Regions from separate parts of the Homo sapiens genome. Here region 1 is linked to region 2. The links are chromatin contacts, found by Hi-C in ENCODE. All regions are on one chromosome and are shown on one strand. The core of a region is the stretch at or near the end of the contact, and the rest is flanking DNA. Distances in the headings are between cores, read along the strand shown.

Evidence for each region. Hi-C counts contacts between places; a loop is a spot of excess contacts on that map. Pooled maps may share reads with other maps.
Region 1: a map with no recorded cell type shows a loop between it and region 2 (20-fold over the local background). The contact joins two enhancer-like sites. A Hi-C loop is called at or near these places in 3 of 37 single-sample maps with no recorded cell type and 3 of 50 pooled maps.

What each region holds. Positions count from the first base shown.
Region 1 is chr16:13,995,711-14,002,958 of GRCh38, forward strand. It overlaps a transcript of MRTFB not described here. Among named protein-coding and RNA genes, the nearest start is that of LINC02185, 17 kb to the right of the region's middle. Within about 2 kb of position 2,326, at least 4 of the 41 ENCODE cell types and tissues checked have a DNase peak (open chromatin) inside an H3K27ac peak, as active enhancers do.
Region 2 is chr16:12,546,226-12,553,328 of GRCh38, forward strand. All of the region lies in intron 20 of SNX29 (sorting nexin 29), which reads left to right. SNX29-AS3 (SNX29 antisense RNA 3) reads right to left here. Exons shown (of 4, transcript XR_007064988.1): 4 at 88-7,103. Among named protein-coding and RNA genes, the nearest start is that of SNX29-AS3, 61 kb to the right of the region's middle. RefSeq lists enhancers at 865-984, 1,075-1,124, 1,405-1,474, 2,131-2,600, 2,711-2,850. Within about 2 kb of position 1,251, at least 3 of the 41 ENCODE cell types and tissues checked have a DNase peak (open chromatin) inside an H3K27ac peak, as active enhancers do.

The DNA.
Region 1 (7,248 bases), core at 1,076-3,575, 1.5 Mb after region 2:
GGGGAAGCAGGCACATCATCCCTGGCTGGAGAAGGAGGAAGAGAGTGAAGGGGGAAGTGCCATGTACTTTTAACCAACTAGATCTAGTGAGAACTCATGAGAACAGCAAGGGGGATGACCGCTCCCATGATCCAATCACCTCCCTCCAGACCCCTCCCTCCATCATCAAGGATTACAATTCCACATGAGATTTGGGTGGGGACACACAGCCAAACCATATCATGTAGCTTCCCCTCATTCTCCCTTTCCATACATTTATCCTTAAGAAGTTAACCAGGCAGCCGGGCACGGTGGCTCATGCCTGTAATCCTATCACTTTGGGAGGCCAAGGTGGGCAGATCACCTGAGGTCCAGAGTCCGAGACCAGCCTGGCCAACATGGTGAAACCCCATCTCTACTAAAAATACAAAAATTAGCCAGGCATGGTAGTACACACTTGTAATTCTAGCTAGTCAGGAGGCTGAGGCATGAGAATCACTTGAACCCAGGAGGCGGAGGTTGCAGTGAGCCAAGATCGTGCCGTTGCACTCCAGCCTGGGTGACAGAGTGATACTCTGTCTCAACAACAACAACAACAACAAAGAAAAAAAAAAAGAAGGTAACCAGGCTTCTCTGAGAAGGCAAAGATCAGTGTCCATTCATTCATTTCTGTCAATATCTGTGGCCCCTCTACTCTATGCCAGATACTACTGTGGGCACAGGAGACACCTTGATGAAAGGGACAAGGTGGTGGTGAGGTGATACCTGACAGAGAAAACATTTAGCCTCCCTTCTTTCTTCCATTCATCCATTCTTCCATTCAAAAAGTATTTATGATGCATGGTCCATGTGTTAGGCACAGGACTGGGTGACAAAATACAGCAGTGAGCAAAAGAGATTGCGCCTTGCCCTTGAGTAGTTTGGAGTCCAATGGGGAAGATGGATATTAATGAAATAATCACCTACATAAAGATAGCATGACAAATGATGGAGAGCTCGTGAGACAAAGGTCAAGGGGCCATGTGAGAGTCTAAGAGAGGGATAGGCCTGGTTGGGTAGGCAGAGAATGGATGAAGACTAGGCATACTTGAGATGCCCCCAGTGGTGTGTTTTCTGTTGAGTACAGGGACAACCGACGGCTCTCTGTAGAAGGTGTGCTTTTGAGTTTCTATTAGCCGCGTGGGGCCATCCACACTCTCACCTGATTGTCTTGAGGACTGTCACAGGCTGATAGGTCTCAGGGAGAGTTCGGCCCACAAATGAGGGTTCCACCTGCGTGATCAGCACATTAGGGTTGTGACCTTGACTTTCGGGTTTGCAGTGGACAGCGTGACAGATAAAAAGACACTCTTCTCATTCTACCTCATTTGGGTAAAGGAGTAAACAAGAGCATCATCCCATGACATCATTTTCAGACGTTTGCCTGTATATGGTGGCTCTATCACCACACTCAGAGACCAGGATAGAAAGATGGCCCCACGTTCCCCTCTGCAGTTTCACGCAGACATGGGGGGCATCTCAAATGTTCACATGCAATGGCTTTGGAAAGAAAATTCTCAAAGAAGCAGTTAGCATCATGTAGTATCTTTCTGTACTAATGTGAGGGCAACTTTGAGCCAATCCCTTCAGCAGAGAGCTTTAGTTTATTGGGCAACTTTGAGCCAATCCCTTCAGCAGAGAGCTTTAGTTTATTTGAAAAAATACTATTGTATTTTGTCTCTTTTATGCCCAGTGTTTTGTAGGCACCAAGTAAAAGCCAAGAAAAATGTAAGAAATTGCCCTGCCCTGAAAAAGTTTACAAGGACATTCAGAAAAGAATTTTCAGCTAGGCGTGGCGGCTCATGCCTTTAATCTTAACACTTTGGGAGGCTGAAGCAAGAGGATTACTTGAGCCCAGGGGTTCAAACCAGCCTGGGTAACACAGTGAGACTCTATCTGTACCAAAAAAAAAAAAATAGCTGGGTATGGTGGCATGTGCCTATAGTCCCAGCTACTTGGAAGGCTGAGATAGGGGGATAGCTTGAGCCCAGGAGGCGGAGGTTGCAGTGAGTCATGTTTGCACCACTGCGCTCCAGCCTGTGTGACAGAGCAAGACCCTATCTCAAAAAAAAAAAAAAAAAAAAGAATTTTCATTCATTTATTCAACAAACATTTGAGTACCTACGTTGTGCTAGACACAGAACCAGGAACCAGGTGAGTAAGACAAGCATGATGCTTGCCTCATGGAGCTTACCGTCTAGAGAAAGGAGGGAGATACTCAAACCATCAACAAACACAATAATTTCAAGTGGTTTTACATGCTAGACTTGTCAGAGACCTCTCAGAGAGCGTGACATTTGAGTAGCAGCTGTGCAAAGATTTAAAGGAAGAGCATTCTAGACACAGGGAAACAGGAAGTAGAAGCCTCTGAGGCGTGCAGCAGGTTGGCTTAATAAATAACAAGAAATGAGTGTGGCTACAACTCAGCAAGGGGGTGAGTCGTAGGCAGGCCAGGTGTAGAGTGCGAATTTTATTTTGAATGCAGAGGAAGCCTTTGGCAGGTGAAAACATGACACTTCAACCTGAACTTATTGATCTACCTCGGGGTAGATCTGTGGCCTCAGTGAAATTTTGGGAGTAACAGACCTGGGATTCTTAGAACTTAGAGCCCCAGGTAAACCTACAGATGGAAAGAAAAGAAATTGGCCAGGCACAGTGGCTCATGCCTATAATCCCAACACTTTGGGAGGCAGGAGAATCTCTTGAGGTCAAGAGTTCAAGACCAGCATGGGCAACATAGCAAGACCCTCTACAAAAATTTTTAAAAATTAGCTGGGCATGAAGTTGCACACCTGTAGTTCCAGCTACTCAGGAGGCCGAGGCAGAAGGATCACTTGAACCCAGGAGTTTGAGGCTGCAGTGAGCTATGATCACACCATTGCATTCCAGCCTGGGCCACAGAATAAGACCCTGTCTCGAAGAAGAAGGGGAAAGAGAAGGTGAAGGAGGAAGAGGAAGAAGAGGAAGAGGGAAGAAGGAAGACAGAAGACAGGAGAAGAAGGAGGAGGAGGAACAAGGAGAAGGAAGAAAAATGATAATAAATTAATATTGGCCTGTTTCTTAAGCCTGGGAGGTTGAGGCTGCAGTGAGCCATGTTCATGCCACTGCACTCCAGCCTGAGTGACAGAGTGAGACTCTGTTTCAAAAAAAAAAAAAAAAAAAAAAAAAAAAAAAAAAAAAAAGGCCGGTCATGGGGGCTCACACCTATAGTCCTAGCACTTTGGGAGGCTGAGGCAGGCAGATTGCCTGAGCTCAGTTCAAGACCACCTTGGGCAACATGGTGAAACCCTGTCTCTACTAAAATACAAAAAATTAGCCAGGCGTGGTAGCATGTGCCTGTAGTCCCAGCTACTCGGGAGGTTGAGGCACGAGAATCACTTGAACACAGGAGGTGGAGGTTGCAGTGAGCTGAGATCTCGTCACTGTACTCTAGCCTGGGAGATAAGAGTAAGACTCTGTCTCCAAAAAAAAAAAAAAAAGAACAGTCACTTCTAACCTCAGAGGCTTTCCTGGGTAGGAGAGGATGAAACTGCAAAATGAATAAACCATATAACAGGTCGCTGCTTGTGGCTCAGCATATTTCTTTCCTTTTGGGGACAATGCCCTTCAGGAAGCCACTGCTTTCCTGTTCTTGGGAATAGGATTTGGCTCAAGCTAGTCAGAAATATTTTTCACTTCCTATCTCCACACCAAAGTGACTGGCTCTGGGATGGGCACAGAACCCAGTCAGAGCCAGTGAAACTCAAGAAGACATCGTCTAGAGCCTTCTGGCAAAAAAAAAAAAAAGAAAGAAAGAAAAAAAAAAGCTTTCTCTCTTTTGCATGGGAGCCATCAGTATAAAGATGCAAAGTTTAGAACCACTGCAGGCATTTGTGACCATGGGGAAGATTCTGGAACTGTTAGGGGCTGTGGGGGAGCATCGCATGGTGCCTGAGGATGAAGCCAACACCACAGAAGGTAGAGCGAGAGATGGAGAACGCTGTGTCCTTGTGAAGCCATTGAGCCCCAGGATCGAGCCTCGCCTGAAGCCAGGCCTATTGCTGGAGGTTTTAGTGGCCTCCACCAGTTAAATGCTCTTTATTATATAAGCCAATGTAAGTGGGGTTTCCTTGCTGCATAAAGAGCCTATATGATAGAAACATTGCAATAGGCACCCAACAACACTGAGGGCCTCCTCTGCACCTTCAGTTTCTAGGAGGAAGTAAGCCTGTTCCAGGACCCAAATAAATGGTCTCGCCTCCCCCTTCTCTATTTCAGTGTTTCCATGCCTCCTGTCACCATAGCACTGTGACTCTCATGGAAAGGCAGAGGAAGCAGAGGAGGAGAGGGTGCCTGTTTCCAGGCTGCGTTGCCACATTGGGGTGGGGGCTGGAGAGACAGAGAGAGAGAGAGGCGGCTCTAAGCCTGACATTTCAGGATAGAGATAACAGGGTAAAAATAAACTCCCAAGCGCCTGTAGCAGCACTCGCTTCTCTGGCTTCACAGTTATCTCTCTCTGCTTCGGGGACAGAAGGGTTCCTTTCGGGTCACCCCTTGGACTGCCCCTTCCCAGCCCCCGGCGGGGGAGGAGGACGCATAGGTCATTGATTTACATCTATCTGTCTACACCTGCTCTTTCACCGCTGGCAAGTCAAGGGATTGATCCCCTCCATCCCGTAGCCCCTCTTTTTATCCTGCAAATCACCTTTCACATCTGATGCTCCAGGAGCTCAGTGAGGTGAGTGAGTCAAGGGCCGGGGTCTCCCCATTTCCCAGTTGGGAAAAGCAGTGGGGCTTGGAAAGATGAAATGATTTTCCCCAAATCACACAGCTTTTTAGTGCTAATGTGTTCTGATCTAAAGCCAGGGCCTTTTCTGCCTTTCCATCTTCAATCAGGAGTAAAAGCAGTTTGATTCCCTCTCTGCAGGGCTTGTGGACAGCCATCCAGGCTGGGTACACACAGCTCCTGGGGGTGGCGTTCACATCACCTGGGACACAAGTATCATTGTGTGTCTCCTGACAACCACACCTCTCTGTCCCCTTTGTCCCCCTTCCCATCACACAGTGTCTGAGTTTTGTATTTGCCAGTGAGCCACCTACTTGCTTACTACAGAAGGGTGGCTGGGACGACACAGTGTCAAGGAACCCAACCCAGCTCTGCCACTGAGGTCCACAGAAGGTCTCTGAGCCTCAGTTTTCTAATCTTTAAAATGGTGATCAAAATAAACCAACGTAGGATTAAATAAACCATTGCATGCCAGGCCCTTGGCCTGTGCCTGATACATGATCATCTAAATGTTGGAGCTTCCTGTGACAATGACAGCTTTTCCTATGCTGGTGTATGGGTATAGCGACTACGTCCCTCACCCATGTCCGCAGTACCTGCCCTTTGAGTTCTTTCTCTCTCAGTGGCCAAGGATTTGCAATGAGCCATTTCATCAGTTAAGACGCTTGTGGTTGCAAGCAACCGAAACACTGATCCTCACTGGATTACATGAAAGGGGAATTTATTGGCTTGGTGGGTAGCTCCAAAGGCGGCCAAGGGTAGAGCCTAGCTTCGGGCACAGCTGGATCCAGGATGGAACCGATACCATCAGGATTGGGTTTCTCGGCTCCATTATCTGCTGTGAGCGCCCTCCTCATAGGGGATACAGGGGTTCTGGCATCTCCCCTTCTTGGGTTCAAAGCCAGTGGGAAAGATCCAGCCCCAGCATTCCCAGAAAAAGCCTCTTTGCATCTCACTACCCATCTAGAACCCATCACCGTACCCAAAGCAACGAAGACAAGCGCGGATGGCCCGAGGTGGGTCCAGTCTGCTCAAACCCAGATCTGAGAGTAGTGAACAATGATCGCCCAGAGCAAAATCAGGTTTGGCCGCCAGAAGCAAAGGTGACTTCAGCAGCCACCCACTCTCCTCAGCCTCGTGTCCCACGGTGAACACTGATGAACTGGCTTCTGTCATCCCAGGGAAGAGACGGGCTTCAAGCAGGCTGCAAAACCAGGCCGGCGGGCTCCGACAACAACTCTCATCCAAAGTTCCCTCGTTGCCATCTGCTGACCAGCTGGACCCACTGACCTCAGACCAGAACCTTCCCCAAGCTTGATCTGCAGCCTGCCACCTGGGGAACCCACTTCGCTGAATAGGAGCTGGAAATCTGGGCTCTTTTTCAGGCCTCTGCCATGAGGCACTGTATCCTTGTTCCAACTCAATTATTACTGATTCATTATTTGTCTTTCCTCTAAAAAGAACCAGCCATAACAAAAAGCCCCTCTCATGGTCTGTAGAAAATAAATACAACCAAAAGCAATACTATGATTAAAAGATAGCTGGTTGCTCTCGCTCGCTGTAAGCCTGAAGACTGGTGCTGTCATGGTTGCTAAAAGGCAAGATTAGGCCAGGCATGGTGGCTCATACCTGTAATCCCAGTACTTTGGGAGGCTGAGATGGGTGGATCACCTGAGGTCAGGAGTTCAAGACCAGCCTGGCCAACATGGTGAAACCCTGTCTCTACTAAAAATACCAAAATTAATTGGCCAAAGTTGGGGGTGCCTGTAATCCCAGCTACTTGGGAGGCTGAGGCAGGAGAATCGCTTGAATCCAGGAGGCGGAGGTTGCAGTGAGCCGAGATGATGCCACTGCACTCCAGCCTGGGTGACAGAGCAAGACTCCGTCCGGGAAAAAAAAAAAAGGCAAGGTTAGCAAGTGTCCGGGAGGTGTTAATGACCTAGGCTAGCACCAACTTGAGACTCGATGAAATTAAAACAACTGAAAACAAATTAGAAAGAGAATAACTTCTACTAGGTGATTCTGCTGCGTTGAATGCTGGAGGGGTACATTTCATGTAAGTTGCCTGCATCATCGACAATTCTCTCACGTACTGGTGAGTCTGCCACTCTAAATGTGTAAATACCGTTTATACTGGTCAACCAGCAACCACAAAGACACTCTTGAAGCTTCCTCTCTCTCCCCTCCTCCCCAAGCCTGCAGGAGAGATGGAAAAGAAGCGGGTAAGAGAACACGAAAGATTTCTTTAAAAATAATTATGGTAATTACGTATGCATTTCCAGGGGGAGATTCTGGGAATTATTCCTAAAAGGCTGGAAAGAATTTCCTCTTTTGATCTCGATTCTGAGCCAGAGAAAATCAAATTAAGAAAGAAAAGCAACAGAGAATTCTCGGTGGGGAGGAAGGAATGGGGTTGGGGCTGTTCGTGAGGTTCTGGGAGAAAGATGGAGAACAGGACTCCGACA
Region 2 (7,103 bases), core at 1-2,500:
AGAGGTAAACTTGACCTCTTTTCGACCCTTCGTACAACTGTATTAGTCCGTTTTCACAGTGCTGATAAAGACATACCTGAGACTGTGCAATTTACAGAAAGAAGGTTTAATGGACTCACAGTTCCATGTGGCTGGGGAGGCCTCACAATCACCGTGGAAGGCAAGGAGCAAGTCACTTCTTAAGCTCTTTGCATGGCACCATCGATGTGAGCTAGGAAACTCTTCCTTATGAAACCATCACATTCACTGTCAGAAGAACAGCACAGGAAAGACTCGCCCCTGTGATTCAATTATCTCCCAATGGGTCCCTCCCATGATACATGGGAATTCAAGATGACACATGGTTTGGCTGTGTCCCCACCCAAGGATAATACAGGTGGAACATAAATGCCAGATTGATCTATTGATAATTATAAACAATTACCAAGAAGAGTGGATAAATCTTCCTTTTTGAATCCATCTAGACCCACTGTGATTAAAGCTATTATTTTGACTAGAAAACTAAGAAGATAGGAGAAAATTAGACATTTAAACAGCTACCTTCCATGCAACAAAGGAAATTTTAAATACAGACAATTAGGATTGCTTTCAAAATATATGAAAATAAAGGGATTAAGATTATACAGTCACCAGTAAGATCAGGCTGGTTTGGTTTTTCCAGGGCTAGGAGTGCAGCTGGAAGCCCTAGGAGGATGAGAGCAGGGATGAAGAGAAAATAAATTCCCCACCCCTCCATCCACCCATTCCTCCAATTAGTACTTACAGTGCACCATTTCAGATCCTGATAGTTCAACAGCAGATAAAGCATCTGTTTTCATGGGGGACACAGACATTGAATAGTGAGGCAGACATGCCTATGTGAGGTGGCGATTTCCAGTGAAAAGACAGGAAATGACATCACAGTCATCACAGAGGGAAAGAAGCCTGCTGGGGATGTGCTGTTTATGGTCTAGGAAGATGACAGGGATAGTTTGACCCGAAGTGGAGACCTGAGGCAGGGAGCCAGGCAGTGGACACAGCAGGTGCAAAGGTCCTGCAGCCTTGAAGAGTTGGCCCCTGGGAGAAACAGCAAGGAAGCCAGGGTAGCCCAGGAACAGAGAGGCCTTGCAGCCAAGGGAACTCTAGCTGCCATGTGGAGTCAGCAAAGGGTAGAGCTTTGTTATGGGTGATAGAACAGGTAGTTAGGGGACCATGTGGGCACCCCGGGGAGAGGGGATGGTGCCTCAGGCAGCCTGGGAAGGGGTATTCTCAAAGTAGAACTACCAGAACTTGCTGGTTTCAATGTGGGTGTGAGAGAAAGAGGAACTGGAAGAACAGAGTCCTGAGCTGTGGTTAACATCCCCCTCCCTCACGAGGATTAAATACACCCCCACGAAGTCAGCCTCAGCACCACTAAGCTGTCCCATGGGATGGAGATATGATTCCCACCCCAAGCACCATCTCCTGTAATAAAACCTGGCCCCCGCGTTCCTGTCTGGGATCTGCATAGCATGGCACCCATCACTGCCCCTCTAAGCCTCCTCCTGTGAAGCTGCAGCTGCTCACACTTGCCTGGCTACCGAACAGAATGGGCTCAAGAATGCTCTGCAGGGACAGCCTTACTGAGCCCCAGATTCCAAACTGGAGTTTAGCAAAATGAGCCACTTCCTTCAGCAGCAGTTCTAGGGCTGTATAGGAGCTGCTCTTAGGGGTTCAGGGATACCTCAATTCCCAGTCTGCCCTCAAGGTGCTCAGTCTTTTGGGAGACAGCATGGCACAGGGGTCTCGAGTGAACGTGGCATCCTGGACTTTTGCACTGCTCATATTGGTAAGGCAAGCACCACCCCTGGCACACACACGGTCAGGCATGACATAAAAAGATGTTGCTAAGGGACATTGAGGTCTATTTCTTGGGACAAGTAGGAATTTTCTATCCCTGTTCATTCTTCATCTTGGCCACACACATTTGCTCTCTTGCTCATCCCACAGCGCCTCCCACAAGGCCACGCTGGATCCTGCCACAGTGTTAGGTTACATTTCCTTCCTTCTGGCTCACCAGATGTGGACCTGACTGGGAAGGCTGGAAGCTACTGTCCCTGGAGCCCTACTCTCCTGGCTTGGTGCCTCCATGGGGAATGACAGTGGGCACTCTGCACCCACATGGAAGGGAGTCCCACACCTTCTAAGGTCTCCTTTGTAACCTACCTCTGGCTCCCCACTGTGCCACATCCCTGTACCATGGCATCTGTGTCTTTTGGACAGCACCGGGCTTTCAGGATGACTAGTCAGGGTTGTCTTGTCTGGACCAGATGCTTTGAGGGTGCAGCCTTCTGGGAATTCCCTCTAGGGATTTTCTATGATGCTGGCTTCCCTGTAAGTCCCACTCCAGGCCCGGGTACTCTGTCCAAGCCCCACAGCAGAAGAGGCTCTTCAGGGGCCTCATTTGGTGTCAACTCAGCAAGAAGTGAAGTTTAAAGCCCAGAGCACTGCAGGGCATTGTACTGGTGTAGGAGGGGTACATCCAGGGCTCCAAGGTGTTTTCTGTGCTGAGCTCATCTCTCATCCCCCAGCCACCACAGTGCTGGGTCATAGCTGGGCTGTTGTTTTCCTATGGCAGGCCCAGCCCTGTCTAGCTCTCAGTTCCTCTGCTCTGCAGCCAGGGCCCTTGGCCTGAACCCTACACATAGCAGCACTCACTCGGGCTGTAGGTATTCTTCAGTACCTGCTATGGCCTGGCATTTAGGGAACTCTCAAGCAACAGCACAAGTGAGGCCCCTGCTCTCCCGTGCTTTGGGTCCGTTGTAACAGCATAAAAAGCTTGTGGAGTATCTTAGGTGAGTCCACTCTTGCAGCTGGGCAGGCATCATAGTGTTCGGCTCCCTGTTACAGTGTCATTTCTTGGGGACATAGCAGATGGAAAATTCTGGGGTAGTTTTGATTTAGCAGTTATCACATTTGCTGTTCATGGAGTGTCTGCAGGGGCTAGGCACCCCTCACGATGCTTGTGTCTGCCAGCCATGGTGGCTCATCCCTGTAATCCCAGCACTTTGGGAGGCTGAGGTGGTAGATCACTCAGGGTCAGAAGTTGGAAACCAGCCTGGTCAATATGACAAAACCCCATGTCTACCAAAAATACAAAAATTAGCCATGGGTGGTGGTGTGCACCTGTAGTCCCAGCTACTCAGAAGGCTGAGGCAGGAGAATCTCTTGAACCTGGGAGGTGGAGGTTGCAGTGACCTAAGATTGCACCATTGAACTCCAGCGTGGGCAACAGGAAGATCCTCACACATACAAAGATGTTCATGCCATTTTTCATCCTCTATCTCAAATAGCCAGTAAGGCATGGAGTGGGCTTCCACCCTGGGACCCCAGCCCTAAGACCTGCACCTTTTTCTACTCCAGAGTCCTTGCCCTCCACACGCTCTGTAAAGAGCATAGCTGCCGAAACCAGCTTGAGGCAGTCCCAAGGCCCGGCATCTTGATGTCGCAGATGCTGCTTGGGGCCAGGAGAGTCACCCTACAAAGTGTGTTCCAGCATTTACTTTGAGACCTGTTGGTGATTAGCAGGTGATTTCTACTTGCAGACAAGGCCCATCATGGCTTCTGTGCCCTGTGTGGCCAGGCCTTGCCTCCTTGGCCGCATGACTGTGGTGAAACAGCCAAAGATGGTTCAGACTAGAACAGAGATCAGAAAATGATGGCCCACAGGCCAAATCTTACCCTCCACCTGTTTTTTATAAGTAAAGTTTTATTGGAACATGCCCAGTCATTCACACTTCATGTATAGCTTCTTATTATAAGGGCAAAGTTGAGTTGTAACTGAGATGGAATGCCTCCCTGGAGCCTAGTATGTTTAGTCTCACCCTTTATAGGAAGTTTGCCAACCTATGGGCTAGAATACTGAGGCTGATGTACACTCACATGTAAAGGGAATACCTTCCATACCGCATGTAGTGATATGGAAAAAATCTCCATGACATTATTACTAAGAGGATAAAGCATGGAAGAGTACCACACAATACCTTTCTAATTTTAGAAATAGCAAATATGGGCCAGACACAGAGGCTTATACCTGTAATCCCAGTACTGTGGGAGGCCAAGGTGGTTGGGTCACCTGAGGTCGAGTGTGAGACCAGCCTAGCCAACAAGAGGAAAACCCATCTCTACTAAAAATCCAAAAATTAGCCAGGCATGGTGGTGCACGCCTGTACTCCCACCTACTTGGGAGGCTGAGGCAGGAGAATCACTTAAACCCGGGAGGTGGAGGTTGGAGTGAGCTGACATTGTGTCATTACATTCCAGTCTGGGAGACACAGTCTCAATCTACAAAAAAAAAAAAAAAACCAAACACCAAATATGAGGATATATACTTCCACCGGTGCATACATACGTGCTTCTATGTGTAATGTATACCTGTAGAAAGACACATTAAAAAGTAACCGTCACTTAGTGGAGGACCAAGGTGGGAAGACTCACTTTTTCATGTATTCACCCCCCTCATGCTCTTATTCTACACTCCTGTGTTGCCTATTTAAAAAAGGTGATAAAATAGTTGAAAAAGTGTAGAGGCTGAATAGCTGAGATAAGGAAGAGGGAGCCAAGAATATGTGTTAATTTACCTTTTTACAGATGATTTTTGAGCAGTATTTTCATGATAGACTTTCTGGGAGGAAACCTGTGACGGGAGGGGAAGCTCAGAATTGCTGGTTTTATTTAAGTGGAAATAAATTTTTAGTTGAATCATAAAGGTAGAATGGGCTTAGGGCACAACAAAAAGCTGTTTCTCAATCTAAATATTTCTTCTCTGGCCGAGTGATGGGCTTCTAAACAAGGTGTCATCCAGATGAAGGAAGTGGGGTGTTTTCATCTCCATGTGATCCTCTCTTTGCTTGGATGAAATCTGGTGTGAAATAATGGAACAGTGGTCCACAGCTGCCAGGAGAATCTCAGAAAACCCTCAGTACCATCGTGCAGACTTCCCCACAGAGAGCCTTTAGGAACACACTGCACTCAGATTTGCCATCTTCTGAGGACAGTCTAAAAATCACTGCTCCGGAGGTTCAGACACCGTCAAATGTTTAACCAGTTTGTCAGCCCACCAAAAAGCCACTTGTAACCTCAGAGATATGTGGAATCATTCTTTTGGGGGCTAGTCTTTCCATTTGCAGAACTTCCCCAACAGTAGGATTGCTTTCAAGTTGGGGTCTCAGCCACAGCTTGCACATTCGATCACCCAGCATGCTTTTAAAAATACAGAGGCCAGGCCCTGCCTGGTTAATGCAACATTAATCTTTGGGCCTCAGCATCAGGATCTTTTTAAAGTTCCCCAGGTAATTCTAAGGTGCATGCAAAGTTGAGAAGCCCTGCTTTCAAAAGGCTGGAACAAATTCTGGTGTTACAATTAGATCTGAGTCTGAGGCATCAACCCAGCAAGTATTTTCTGAGCTTTGGTTTCCGTTCCTGTGCAGTAGGATAAAAGTACCACCCTCCTTTCAGGTGGTGAGCCAACTTGTGAATGGGGACAGCTGACAAGAAATACTTCCTGGCTGCCTTGTACACATACCAGGGGCCCGCTTCAGAAGCACATGGGCATCAAACTTCTGTATCCCCGCCTCAGTTTTGTCACTTAGCTGCTGCTGGGGACACAGGAGCAGGCAGGTGATATTTCTAGCCTGTCTGCTCATCTGTAAGGTAGGGATCTCTATACCCTACCACACAGAGCCACTGTGAGGATCCAGTGAGATTCCCCAGCCAGGCTGTGCCCAACACAGTGCCATGTCAAAGTAGCTCCTGCTGGTCCCTGTCTCTAAAAAACGTGGCAAGTCCAGGCTCAGATGGGAAGGATTTTTGGGGCACTGAATCTCTGTCTCAATCACTCAACTGTGCTATCCTCAGTGAGTGTAACCATGGCTGATACGGAAATGCCTGAGAGGCCACATTCCAGTACAGCTTAATCTACTAATCCTGCAGAAAGGGAAACAACGGCAGATAAGGCAGGGGAGGGCCGTGGAGTCAGACATCCAGCACCATGCCCCAGCTTTGCCTCCTAGGGGCTCGTAAGCCCTGGCCAGTTAACTTCTGTGCCTCAGTTTCCTCTTCTAGAAGAGGTGATAATGGAACTCCTCTCCTGGCTTCTGTGAGGGTTTAATAAGCCAATACACGTGTAAGACAGCAAGCATGGTACCTGGCGCAGAGCAGTGGTGAGGACGTGGTCAGTTCTTTTGGCTCGAGAGCTGGAGTGAAATACCTCGGGTCCATCTCATCACCCAACGATTGGGCCTCAGGAATCTTGCTCAAAAATAGCCTGCCAAATGGGCCTTCATTTCTCAGTGATGTCCCCAGCACTGGCACACAGGCCAGCCAAGTTGCTGCCCTCATGGAGTTTATATTCTCATGGGGATGACTAAAAAAGCAAAAACCAAACACCAAACAAATGGAAGGATTGCAATGGGAGACCCAGGCCATGCAGGGCGTTTACAAGGGTCGGGGGAAGATTTAGATTGGGGGACTGATAGAAGAGACATGGTATCTCCAGTGAAATCACTTCTGATTTAAGGTATGAATTCATCTCAGCTCTGGGCTTTCAGTCATCCTGGAGGAGAGAACAGCCAACAGTGTGACACCTGACCTGCCAGAGAGGAGAGGGTGTGGCAGATGGCAGGGCCTGGGGAGACATGGACATGGAGGCAGGAGATAGGCAAGGGCAGCAGAGCTGATTGCTCCTGGCCTTATATGCCACGTCATCAGGAACATGGATTGTATTGAGTGCAGCAGGCACTGTCTGAGGGGCTGAAATCAGGAGAGTGGGATTAGATCAGCTTTAAGAGGCTGGGGACACTAATTGGAGATGGTAACTGCAAAGCAACACTCACCTGCATATAGTTCAGGCTTGGCCTGGGGCTTTCAGGCTGGGAGGGCCTTGGGCTTCTGGCTCACAGCTCTGGGGTCCTTCCTGGGATTTTTGGATCTTTAAGTCAGTATACAGCTGCAGTTATTTCCAGTAGCCATGCTCGCAGATGGGGACTTGAGAATACAGAGAGAGATTGTACAAGACCACTGCCGCCTAGGGGCACAGAGTAAGAGGAAAATGAGTGGGCACCTGGCCCTGGGAAACGCCCTAACAA